Linked DNA regions of Mus musculus: region 2 is linked to region 1. A link is a loop called in an ENCODE intact Hi-C map of the cell type or tissue named here. Cell type or tissue: heart. All regions are shown on one strand. Links, peaks and the distances in the headings refer to the core of each region. The heading gives the core; the rest is flanking DNA.

What was found. Peaks named below come from ENCODE experiments on the same cell type or tissue, not always from the same donor. Only the 100,000 strongest peaks of a DNase experiment are listed, where the experiment ranks them.
Region 2: a loop joins it to region 1, with 4 times the contacts of the local background. A loop is called at or near these places in 4 of 42 quality-filtered maps.

Annotation. Positions count from the first base shown.
Region 1 is chr13:67,169,846-67,175,701 of GRCm38, reverse strand. It overlaps Rsl1 (regulator of sex limited protein 1), which reads right to left and starts at 2,520. Exons shown (of 4, transcript NM_001013769.1): 1 at 2,449-2,520. The coding sequence starts at 2,484. In heart, for the core only: no CTCF peak of the experiment used is centred there; a DNase peak (open chromatin) is centred at 2,581; H3K4me3 peaks cover 1,481 bases; H3K27ac peaks cover 773 bases; H3K27me3 peaks cover 323 bases.
Region 2 is chr13:67,396,589-67,402,444 of GRCm38, reverse strand. It overlaps Zfp429 (zinc finger protein 429), which reads left to right and starts at 2,678. Exons shown (of 4, transcript NM_001080941.1): 1 at 2,678-2,749; 2 at 5,689-5,815. The coding sequence starts at 2,714. In heart, for the core only: no CTCF peak of the experiment used is centred there; a DNase peak (open chromatin) is centred at 2,744; H3K4me3 peaks cover 1,610 bases; H3K27ac peaks cover 869 bases.

The sequences.
Region 1 (5,856 bases), core at 396-5,395:
GCTATTTTTTTTTTCTTCTCTCCCTTGGAACCTGGCAAAGCACCTTCAATCCGTATGGACAACTCGTCCCTGTTCAGATCTTCATGTCAGATCCAGCTGCAATGCCCTGAGTCTTGTGTCTGAAGTGCAAGGTGTTTCCACCCTTGGGAGGAGGAATAGCTATTGTCACAAGACTTTATAGGACAACATAAATATATCCTCTTTAAAGAATGACTGCACCAAAAATAGTCTTTTGTCTAATGAGCAGAATTCAGCAGCGATGGAGAGGCCAGAATGTCTCCAAAATGAACCGACATAATGAAGCACTTTGTTGAATAGGAGTTTCTCAAGGGAAAAATAAATTGAAAGGTCTTGAAACCTTCTATACAGCTAGTAGAGAAAGATCCTGTCTTTACAAGTATGAAAAAGCAGATTACACTTTTTTTAATGTTTGCATCACCAAGGCCACGGGAAAACCAGCAATGTGGAGAATGGCAGGAGCCCAGAGCAGAGCAAAGACAAAAACAACTCTCTGTGAGAGAATCAGAGCATGCTCACTATGGAGAATTAACTGCAGGGCTCACTCCCTATGTTGGCCAGCACTGCTTCCTCCATTCTGCATGGGTGTTTGTCTGCTGTCCTGAGTACAATCTCCTGTGAGCCTCTGGGGTGGAGGTCCGGGGACCTGTAAACAGGATACCGTTTTGTGTGGGTTTTAGCCAATACAATTAACAGCAAACATTGCAGGGGAATCAGAGACTTGCAAAATTCACTTTCTATGGGGAAGAAATGCAAATAATGTCTGACCTGAGGCAGGAACACTTCCACCCATTAACAATTACTACATATTCTTCCAATAACTGGGAGCCCGATGGTTACATTCCACTCAATGGAAGCCCATCCTAGAAGAAGTCTAGAGCAACAGAAAGGACAGCACAGATGTTTTAAGAACTCTTGCATCTCCTGACAGTGACAGAGATATATTTTCAGAGTTGGGCAGATCTAAAGATTAGCAGGACATTGGTGGGAAGTCAACATGAGAGGCAAAGAGAGGGCTGGATTCCTGATCAGGTTCCAAACAATACAGACTTCCCATTCCCTACCAGCCTGTCTATACTACACAGTGCTTAAAATACATACAACACAGATCACGAAGCAGCAACTCCTAGGTTGGGTCAAGAGTCAAAGAGTCTCTGAGTATGGAGTGAGGATTAAAGACAGGAGAGGCAGAAAAGATGCAGAGCCAAGAAATAGACTTGGGAGGATTGCTGGTCAATACCACAGCAGCCTCGAGTTTATTTTTCACCGCCCTTTTATACCTCATATTACCATGGGAAGCAAAGTTACAAGATAACAGAAACAATGGCAGAAATATACACAATGTCCATAAACTTCCTCAACAAGTCCAAGCCCTGATAATGTCATGTTGACCGGAACCATTTGGGGCCAAGCGGACACTCTCTTTTTAAAAAATTCTCGGGGCTGGTGAAATGGCTCAGCTGTTAAGAGCACCGACTGCTCTTCCAAAGGCCCTGAGTTCAAATCCCAGCAACCACATGGTGGCTCACAACCATCTGTAATGAAATCTGATACCCTCTTCTGGAGTGTCTGAAGACAGCTACAGTGTACTTACATATAATAAATAAATAAATATTTTTTTAAAAATTCTCAACTGTAAAGTAGGGATGGAGGTCCTGTCAAGTTTAGTAAACACAGCCCTCAAGGTGAAACATGGTGTGAGCTCCTTTTGATCCCACTCTGCCTTGTAGACATTCCTGCCTGTGTGTCCACTGCATGTGTTTCTTCAACCCTAGTCCAAGATTTTCCGTGCATTCAGACAGATATGTTGGCTATGTCCCAGAATTCCCCAACACGACAGCTGTTGTAACTCGGATTTTTCCTCTCTTAATTCTTTACTGGCAGCGAAAAATGAACACAGTCAGACCTCAAGGCCATTGCTATAAGCTGGCTACAGAGTACACGGGGACCAGAAACCCTTTTACTCTAAAGACACAAAGGACTCTGGCAGCATCCAGGTGAGATGGGGGCAGCCAGGGACGCGCGCTTCCAGCAATGCAGGTCTGTGAGCTCTGGCACTCTCTCAGGAGCAGGTAGTCAGCTCATCACCATTAGTTTGCAATCTAGTCCTCCACTACCAAGCTGCTCCAGTGTACCAGAGAACCAAGGCAGACTCGGGCTGCTCTCGGTGTTCTAAAGGAAACCTTCACTCAGGACACAATCCCAAAAGGCCAGTCCCCTCACTCCAAAACTGCAGCCTCAGTGGCCCCAGCCAGTTCAGCACAGCCAGTCCTGGCAGCTGCTTCCGCCCTCCCACCCAGTCCTCAAGCGCTCCCTCCAAGACAGAGCCCAGCTCCCGGCACTGAACCCCAGGCTATGCTGCTTCCTGAACCAACCTCCTTGACACAGATCCCGCACAGAGCCCCAGGCTACGCTGCTGCCTGGACCAACCTTCTTGTCAGAGACAACTGGAATAGATAGCCGCATACGATTTCCGCCCAACCTTAAGAAAGACGCACGAGTACAGACCTGAACTCAGAAGGGGATTTCCTGGAAGGCTCCCAGTGGTCACAGTGGTGCGGACTACATCTCCCAGAAGTCTGTGCGAAGGAAATCCCAGAACCCAGGGTGGGTGAAGTCTACTGTTTGGAGAGTTTTGTGGATGGGAACACACAGTTGAAGGTGCAAGGAGGAAGCCTTATCTGCAGAAAAGCTGTGGGTAATGAGATTGGTTTTCGACCCCAGAACCACATCGGAGATGTATGGATTTGAGTCAAGCCTTTGACAGAAACTTTTGGCTTACAAGTCATTTCTAGTAGTAATTTTAATATTACTACTTCCTGGCCGGGGGGGGGGGGACGGGACGGGGGGCACGTTGACTTAGTTGTTCGTTAAATAAACAAAGCAATACACTAACCAACGTGGCAAGGAAAACTAACTTTATAAAATGTTTGAAACCAGCCTTGGCGTTCCTGACTATGCTCCTAGCTCCTCAGTGGCTTTTGACAAATGGACTTGGGATACAAAGCTGGCTTGGTGTCTGCCCCAACAAACTTGTATACTGTTGTTTGTGTTTCTACTTTTTGAATATATAGAAACAATTCCTCCAGGGCATTGCTAATATTACACATACAGAAACACATGCTGTTTGAGCAGGCCAAGGAGGTTGACTCTGAAGATAAAATTTGACATCCCCATGCCACACCCAAGCATGTGTGTATCTAACATTCCTCTAAATCTCTTGTCCTGAGTTAATGCCCCGGACTCTCAGACATTGGAAAGAAGATCAACAAGAAGCCCATGGAGGCATTGATTAAAACCAGCTAACAGGCTACCTATGTCCAACAGAGACTACTACTGTTGATCTGTTGGTAGAAAGGTGTCTGTAATAAAAGCAGGTCACACATCCAGTCATTTCCCCTACTTGTTGTATGCAGGTGAGACATAAATGCACAAGGCTTTGAGTTGTACTGTAGAAACAAGAGTGTACAGAGCACAAACATTTTAAAGTGGTATACACCCTCACCACAATAGTTGAGTAGCCTGCAACTAGGATTTCCTTCTGAGAGCCCTCAGAAATCAGTGTACATGGGGCTGCTAACAAAACAGCCAGGGGATCACATGGAGTCAAAGCCTTGTCCATTCCTTAGATCCTGTGAACTAAAGGCAGGTACTAAAAAATCAGCTGCAGTGGAGTCTACTCCACTGTGGAACACAGACCCAAAGTAGCCTCTAAGACTACATAAGCATAGACTTAAGAGTTCAATCAATGTATTTTACTTATCCATCGAAATATATAGGGTGAGCATACCAAGTGATGATAGGCAATGCACGCTTAGAAACATCGGTACAGAAGATCAAAGAACAAAGGAAAAAAATCTTGAATCCACAAAATTGTGAAAACTTATTGATAAGGTATTAAACACACAATCCCAGTGGCATGGTTTAATCTTTGAATTCTGTATCCACAAAAGGCATGCATTTTAAATCCTTATTATTGAGTATGTGATAGGAAAACATTTGAGAAATTTTTCATCCTTCACAAAGAGCTCTTGGGATGAGTTTCATTAGCATGAGCGTAAGCGATTTGAGATGCACTTAAGTGTAATGTTAGTCTTTCACAATGATTTCATACTTAGGTCTGCAGAAAAGTGCACAGATGTTCAGATGTGTGCAAACATTGCAAAGACTCCAAAGGGACCAAAGGAGCCAAAGGGACTCCATTCTGCCTGAGTTTTATCTAACTGGTCACCCAAGCTAACCAATAGTACAGATAAAATGTTGCCATGCGGCCTCCAAACCTGGAGCTTTGGAAGATCCACTGTTTCAATTGTTTGACCCAAGGGAATTGACACTTGAAGTTTCAGGGGCTGGGCTGCCCTGGTATGATGCAATTGTGGGTTTGGCTTTATACACCAGATCAAGTCGGAGCCAAAGTGTCCCGAAATGACGAATGTATTTGCTGTCACCAAAACCCGACCTAGTGCTTCTGGTCCTCCAAGGAGGTAGGTAAAGATGTATTTTGTCTGGTAAAGATTCTAGTAAGTAGACAAACTGCTGACAGGGAATCCTTCCCTGCATCTCCTTCTAACATCTAAGCTAAAGATGTTGAGTTCAGGCAAATCCATGTATTATGCCATTTCTGTGGATGCTGCAGTGAATGACTGAAAAATCCACCTGATGTATGCTGTCTCAGCTATTGTTCTGTTTCTTACACTTGTTCCTCAGGGCCACTGTCTGAGCTCACTTTAGAACTAAGGCAACTGGAAGCTATAGAGTTCCTCTGTTCTCCTGTCTGGGCTCTAGGAGAGATGCCAACGTCCTTGCTGAGGTTGCTTTAGTGGTCCTCCACGAAAGTCCATGTCCGCTTCTCAACGCACTCATGCCCAGCACCAAGTTCCCCTTATGGTCTTGTCAAAAGTCTAAACCTAGTAACTCCCTACCACACTTGCCCAAAGGGATCCTTTGGCTGCTGGGACTGAGCTATATAATCTCACTGACCCATTCATATACTATAAAAGCAAAGTAGTGTCAGGATCACCTCTACTGCAGAACATAGGCTACTGAGGTAACCACCAGGCCAGGGGCTCCACAGTGGGAAGAGGCAGGGACCCATGCATGACAGAAGTCTAGCCAGCCTGTAGGTCCAGGACTCAAGCTCACTATGGACAAGGGTTGAAGCCATTTTTTGGTGGGAAGAGTCCTCTAGCTGCCCTGCTTGTTTGGGTGATTGGAGATGAAAGTGAGGTTGGGTCCTTTTGCAAACCTTATTCCTCTGAGGAGTGTGTGTGTGTGTGTGTGTGTGTGTGTGTGTGTGTGTGTGTGTTTGGGGCTCCACTGTCTTATGGCTGAAGTTGGCCTTTGTTTCTGCTCCAGCAAGCCCTGATACGCTTCTTTCATCTCTAGAACTTTTTAAGTCCCTCAGGTGTCCTATTTTGTGGGTTTTCTCTTTAAATGTCTCTTTCCAAGGCTACAGGTATACTTTGTATGTAAAGCTTAGACACTGATCCACAACGGAGCCAATATATCTATGTCTCATAGAATCAGGACAGAATCCTTAACATTGGGATTTTTATAAGAGGAAAACACATATTGAGTTTCTCAGGCTGTCTGCCCACACCAGAAGTACTGAAACAAGTCATGCTTAGGTACATGCCTGGGTTCAGTCTTACAGAGAAACAATGCCTTCTGAATACAGAGAATGATTTTATAAATCATCATATGCTATTTTAGCTCACTGTAAACCTAGTTCCAGAGATAGAATATGCCCCAGTCACTTCCAGCTCAAGCATAACTGACTCAGAATTTCTCCCACAGCCTCTGTCCTGGGTCAGATGGGCTTCCCAACTCTGTGCCAGG
Region 2 (5,856 bases), core at 396-5,395, 230 kb before region 1:
TAAGAAACACATTGAATTGGGGTCTTACAGCAGAGACACCTACTTTTAGGAATAAATAGTGTAGGACACACATAGCATGTCAGGAGTACATAGTTTAACAGACTCAGACTCTCAGGTGGCATTGCTCATTTCTCAGTCTTTAAAACATTAAGCCCTATTATATAAAGTATTGAAAAAAATTTAAATCACATTACAATTACACAAAACAAAACCTGAAGATTGCAGAGCACATGACCTTCTGCACAGTTCGGATGGACATTCAGAATAGAATCTAATGCATTCACATTTGATTAAGACAGTCTCCACTGACTATCTTTTATGCGTTTATATACCATGAAAACCAAAATCCACCATGGACATGAAGATTGATAATCAGTTATCTTATTTCCTCTTGACAACCAATGTTCATTACCTTCTTTAAATCTTTCCTCGTGCCCTAATAGTTAACCTTTATTATTCTCTTTTCTAAATGACATACTTATTCTAAATACATTTTAAATGTGGACAGATTTTAGTGATCCCTAGCTAGATCCCAAATGAATCCAATAGAGAATTTAAGGTTTATGTGATAAGCTTTATAACACAATAACTGGGCAGTTAATCTATTCGAATCCTCTAAGGTAATCTGGCTACCTCCCTGCCCAAAAACCCTGAGATACTTGTATTTTAGTTTTGATGTTGCTCTCTGGGATTCAGGTGTTTTTCCATGATGTCTCTCCTGGACTGCTTCCTCCTGGCCTGTCCTCTATTCTTCCTTTGTCTAACAGAAGTCCCGCCCTATTCTCTCTTTTGCCTAACCATTGGCTGATCAGCTTTTATTAACAAGTCAGATAATAAGTGGGGAATAATGTTTGCACACACTTGAGAGGGGAGATACTTAAAATAAGCACTACAATGTCATGTCTGGATTACAACCATATATGGGGGCTGAGAAATCAGGATTTGAATAATACAAGGATAATCTTTACACAGCGTACAATAACATTATGCCTGCAATATACTGTACCCACATGAAAATTTCTTCACATATATACATATAGTACTGTCTAGATTAAACACCTAGAAGAACATGCAGTGTTTACCTTTATAAAACTAAGTAATATCAATATCATACATACTATGTCAGTCCATTTCTTAGTAAAATTTGTGATTACAGTATCTTAGATCCAAAGAGCATCTCTCTCTCTCTCTCTCTCTCTCTCTGTAATAAATATTTATATTTACCAAATTGTTTTCCATTAATATTTTCATGGATATCTATGTTGATTCTGGTTGTTTACTGTTGGGAATAAAGAGCAATAAACATGGGGGCACAAATACACCTACATACAGCAAATTATCAGGTTCTCTGAGTATAACCACAGGATTGAATTAGTAGTGAGAGTGCAGAGACTGGTTCCATTCGGTTGAGGTCATTATGGGAATTAATCTGTAAGGTTCCAGTGTTTATTTCAGCACCCATAGTCTATGCTTCTGTACTCTTAGAGGCTACTTTGGGTCTGTGTTCCACAGTGGAGTAGACTCCACTGCAGCTGATGTTTTAGTACCTGCCTTTAGTTCACAGGATCTAAGGAATGGCCAAGGCATTGACTCCATGTGATCCCCTGGCTGTTTTGTGAGCAGTCCCATGTACACTGATTTCTGAGGGCTCTCAGAAAGAAATCCTAGTTGCAGGTGAGGGTGGATACCAATTTAAAATGTTTGTGCTCTGTATACTCTTGTTTCTACAGTACAACTCAAAGCCTTTGCATTTATGTCTCAACTACATACAACAAGTTGGAGAAATGACTGGATGTGTGACCTGCTTTTATTACAGACACCTTTCTACCAACAGATCAACAGTAGTAGTCTCTGTTGGACATAGGTAGCCTGTTAGCTGGTTTTAATCAATGCCTCCTTGGGCTGCTTGTTGATCTCCTTTCCAATGTCTGAGAGTCTGGGGCATTAACTCGGGACAAGAGATTTAGAGGAATGTTAGATAGACACTTGCTTGGGTGTGGCTTGGGAATGTCAAATTTTATCTTCAGAGTCAACCTCCTTGGCCTGCTCAAACAGCATGTGTTCCTGTATATGTAATATTAGCAATGCCCTGGAGGAATTATTTCTATATATTCGAAAAGTAGAAACACAAACAACAGTATACAAGTTTGTTGGGGCAGAAACCAAGCCAGCTTTGTACCGCAAGTCCATTTGTCAAAAGTTACTGAGGAGCTAGGAGCATAGTCAGGCACACCAAGGTTGGTTTCAAACATCCTTTTATAAAGTTACGTTTCCTTCCCACGTAGGTTAGTGTATTGCTTTGTTATTTTAACGAACTACTAAGTCAACGTTTTTTGTTTTTTTGTTTTTTTCAAGAAGTAGTAATATTAAACTTACAACTAGAAATGACTTGTAAGCCATATGTTTCTGTCAAAGGCTCGACTCATATCCGTACATCTCCGATGTGGTTCTGGGGTCCGAAACCAAATGGGGTCGCATTACCCATAGCTTTTCTGCAGAAAAGGCTTCCTCCTTCAACCTTCTACTTTGTGTTACCATCCACGTACCTCTCCAAACAGTAGAAGTCACCCACCCTGGGTTCTGGGATTTCCTTCGCACAGACTTCTGGGAGATGTAGTCCGCACCGCTGTGACCACTGGGAGCCTTCCAGGAAATCCCCTTCTGACTTCAGGTTTGTACTTGTGCCTCTTCCTCAAAGTTGGGCGGAAATCCTATGCGGCTATCTATTCCAGTTGTCTCTGACAAGAAGGTTGGTCCAGTCAGCAGCGTTGCTTGGGGCTCTGTGCGGGGTCTGTGTCAGGGAGGTTGGTTCAAGGAAGCAGCATAGACTGGGGTGGGTGCCAGAGCAGGGCTCTGTCTTGGAGGGAGCGCTTCTGGGCTGGGTGGGAGGGCGGAAGCAGCTGCCAGGACTTGCTGTGCTGAACTGGCTGGGACCGCTGAGGCTGCAGTTTTGGAGTGAGGGGACTGGCCTTTTGGGATTGTGTCCTGAGTGAAGGTTTCCTTTAGAACACCGAGAGCAGCCCGAGTCTGCCTTGGTTCTCTGGTACACTGGAGCAGCTTGGTAGTGGGGGACTAGATTGCAAACTAATGGTGATGAGCTGACTACCTGCTCCTGAGAGAGTGCCAGAGCCCACAGACCTGCATTGCTGGAAACGCGCATTCCTGGCTGCCCCCATCTCACCTGGATGCTGCCAGAGTCCTTTGTGTCTTTAGAGTAAAAGGGTTTCTGGTCCCCGTGTACTCTGTAGCCAGCTTATAGCAATGGCCTTGAGGTCTGACTGTGTTCACTTTTCTCTGCCAGTAAAGAATTAAGAGAGGAAAAATCCGAGGTACTACAGGTGTCGTTTAGGGGAATTCTGGGACACTGCCAACAGATCTGCCTGAATGCACTGAAAATCTTGGACTAGGGTTGAAGAAACGCATGGAGTGGATACACTGGCAGGAATGTCTACAAGGCAGAGTGGGATCGAGACGAGCTCACATCATGTTTCACCTTGAGGGCTGTATTTTCTAAACTTTTGAAAGGACCTCCATCCCTACTTTACAGTTGAGAGTTTTAAAAAAAGAGATAATGTCCGCTTGGCCCACAATGGTTCCGGTCAACATGACATTATCAGGGCTTGGACTTGTTGAAGAAGTTTATGAACATTGTGTATATTTCTGCCAGTGTTTCTGTTATCTTGTAGCTTTGCTGCCCATGGTAATATGAGGTATAAAAGGGCGGTGAATAATAAACTTGAGGCTGCTGTGGTATTGACCAGCAGTCCTCCCAAGTCTATTTCTTGGCTCTGCATCTTTTTTCGGCCTCTCCTGTCTTTAATCCTCACTCCACACTCAGAGACTCTTTGACACTTGGCACAACCTAGGAGTTGCTGCTTCATGATCTGTGTTGTATGTATTTTAAGCACTGTGTAGTATAGACAGGCTGGTAGGGAATGGGGAGTCTGTATTGTTTGGAACCTGATCAGGAATCCATCGTTCTCTTTGCCTCTCTCTCATGTTTACTTCCCATCAATGTCCTGTTAATCTTTAGATCTGCCCGACTCTCTGAAAATTTATCTCTGATTGTCACTGACAGGAGATGCAAGAGTTCTTAAAACATCTGCGCTGTCCTTTCTGTTGCTCTAGACTTCCTCTAGGATGGGCTTCCATTGAGTGGAATGTAACCATCGAGCTCCCAGTTATTGGAAGGATAGGTAGTAATTGTTAATGGGTGGAACTGTTCCTGCCTCAGGTCAGACATTATTTGCATTTCTTTCCCATTGAAAGTGAATTTTGCAAGTCTCTGATTCCCCTGCAATGTTTGCTGTTAATTGTACTGGCTATAATCCCCACAAAACGGTATCCTGTTTACAGGTCCCCGGACCTCCACCCCCAGGGTCTCACAGGAGATTGTACTCAAGACAGCAGACACTTGCCCATGCAGAATGGAGGAAGCCAGTGCTGGCCAACATAGGGAGTGAGCCCCGCAGTTAATTCTCCATTGTGAGCATGCTCTGATTCTCTCACAGAGAGTTGTTTTGGTCTTTGCTCTGCTCTGGGCTCCTGCCATTCTCCACATTGCTGGTTTTCCCGTGGCCTTGGTGATGCAAACATTAAAAAAAGTGTAATCTGCTTTTTCATACTCGTAAAGACAGGATCTTTCTCTACTAGCTGTACAGAAGGTTTCAAGACCTTTCAATTTATTTTTCCCTTGAGAAACTCCTATTCACCAAAGTGCTTCATTATGCCGGTTAATTTTGGAGATGTTCTGGCCTCTTTATTGCTGCTGAATGCTGCTCATTAGACAAAAGACTATTTTCTGCGCAGTCAATCTTTAAAGAAAATATAATTTTGTTGTCCTATAAACTCTTGTGACAATAGCTATTCCCTCTTCCCAAGGGTGCAATCACCTTGCACTTCAGACAGAAGACTCACGGGATTGCAGTTGGATCTGACATGAAGATCTGAACAGGGACGAGTTATCCATACAGATTTAAGGTGCTTTGCCAGGTTCCAAGGGAGAGAAGAAATCAGTAGCCCTGCTTAGCTCTTATACCAGTGTGCCACAGCAATGTCCTGTATGTCATTCCAGCCGTAAAGATGCCACAGTGCCACTCAATATCTGACCTATGCAGAAGCTGTCCAATGGGACTTAAAGCCTCATCAATAGAAGTTACATCATGCTTAGAAGCTGCCGCAGGTGACTTGTTAGGTTGAAACCTTAGAGGGGAACATACTAATGCCATGTTATTAGAGCATCCTAAGATCTCACTGCATTCTGATTGCTTTTCCTTAGACCTACACATGAGTGTGTAGCTCTTACTGTTCAAAGCGCTCCTACACATGAGTGTGTAGCTCTTACTGTTCAAAGCGCTCCTACACATGAGTGTGTAGCTCTTACTGTTCAAAGCACTCCTACACATGAGTGTGTAGCTCTTACTGTTCAAAGCGCTTCTGGCTGCATCAGAGAGAGCTCTGCAGAAAACTGAAACTTAACAAAGCCCAGAGGACTATGTATGATCTTGTGATCTGACCCAATAGGTATGTCTACAATTTCTGCACATACTAGCCAGGGAATATTTCTGGAGCAGGAGCAGTTTGAATATGAGGACCAGAGGTCCATGTCAAAACCAGAGGTTTGCTGTGAGTTTATTGATGATTTTAATTAATTATAGTTGTGATATTATTCATTGGTCTTTATTTCAGGAAATGTTGTCCTTCTGGGATGTAGCCATTGATTTCTCTCCAGAAGAGTGGGAATGCCTGGAGCCTGCTCAGTGGGATCTGTACAGGAATGTGATGCTGGAGAATTTCAGCCACCTTGTGTTCCTGGGTGAGCATTGTATCTATAGAGAATTCCTATCTCACCCCTAC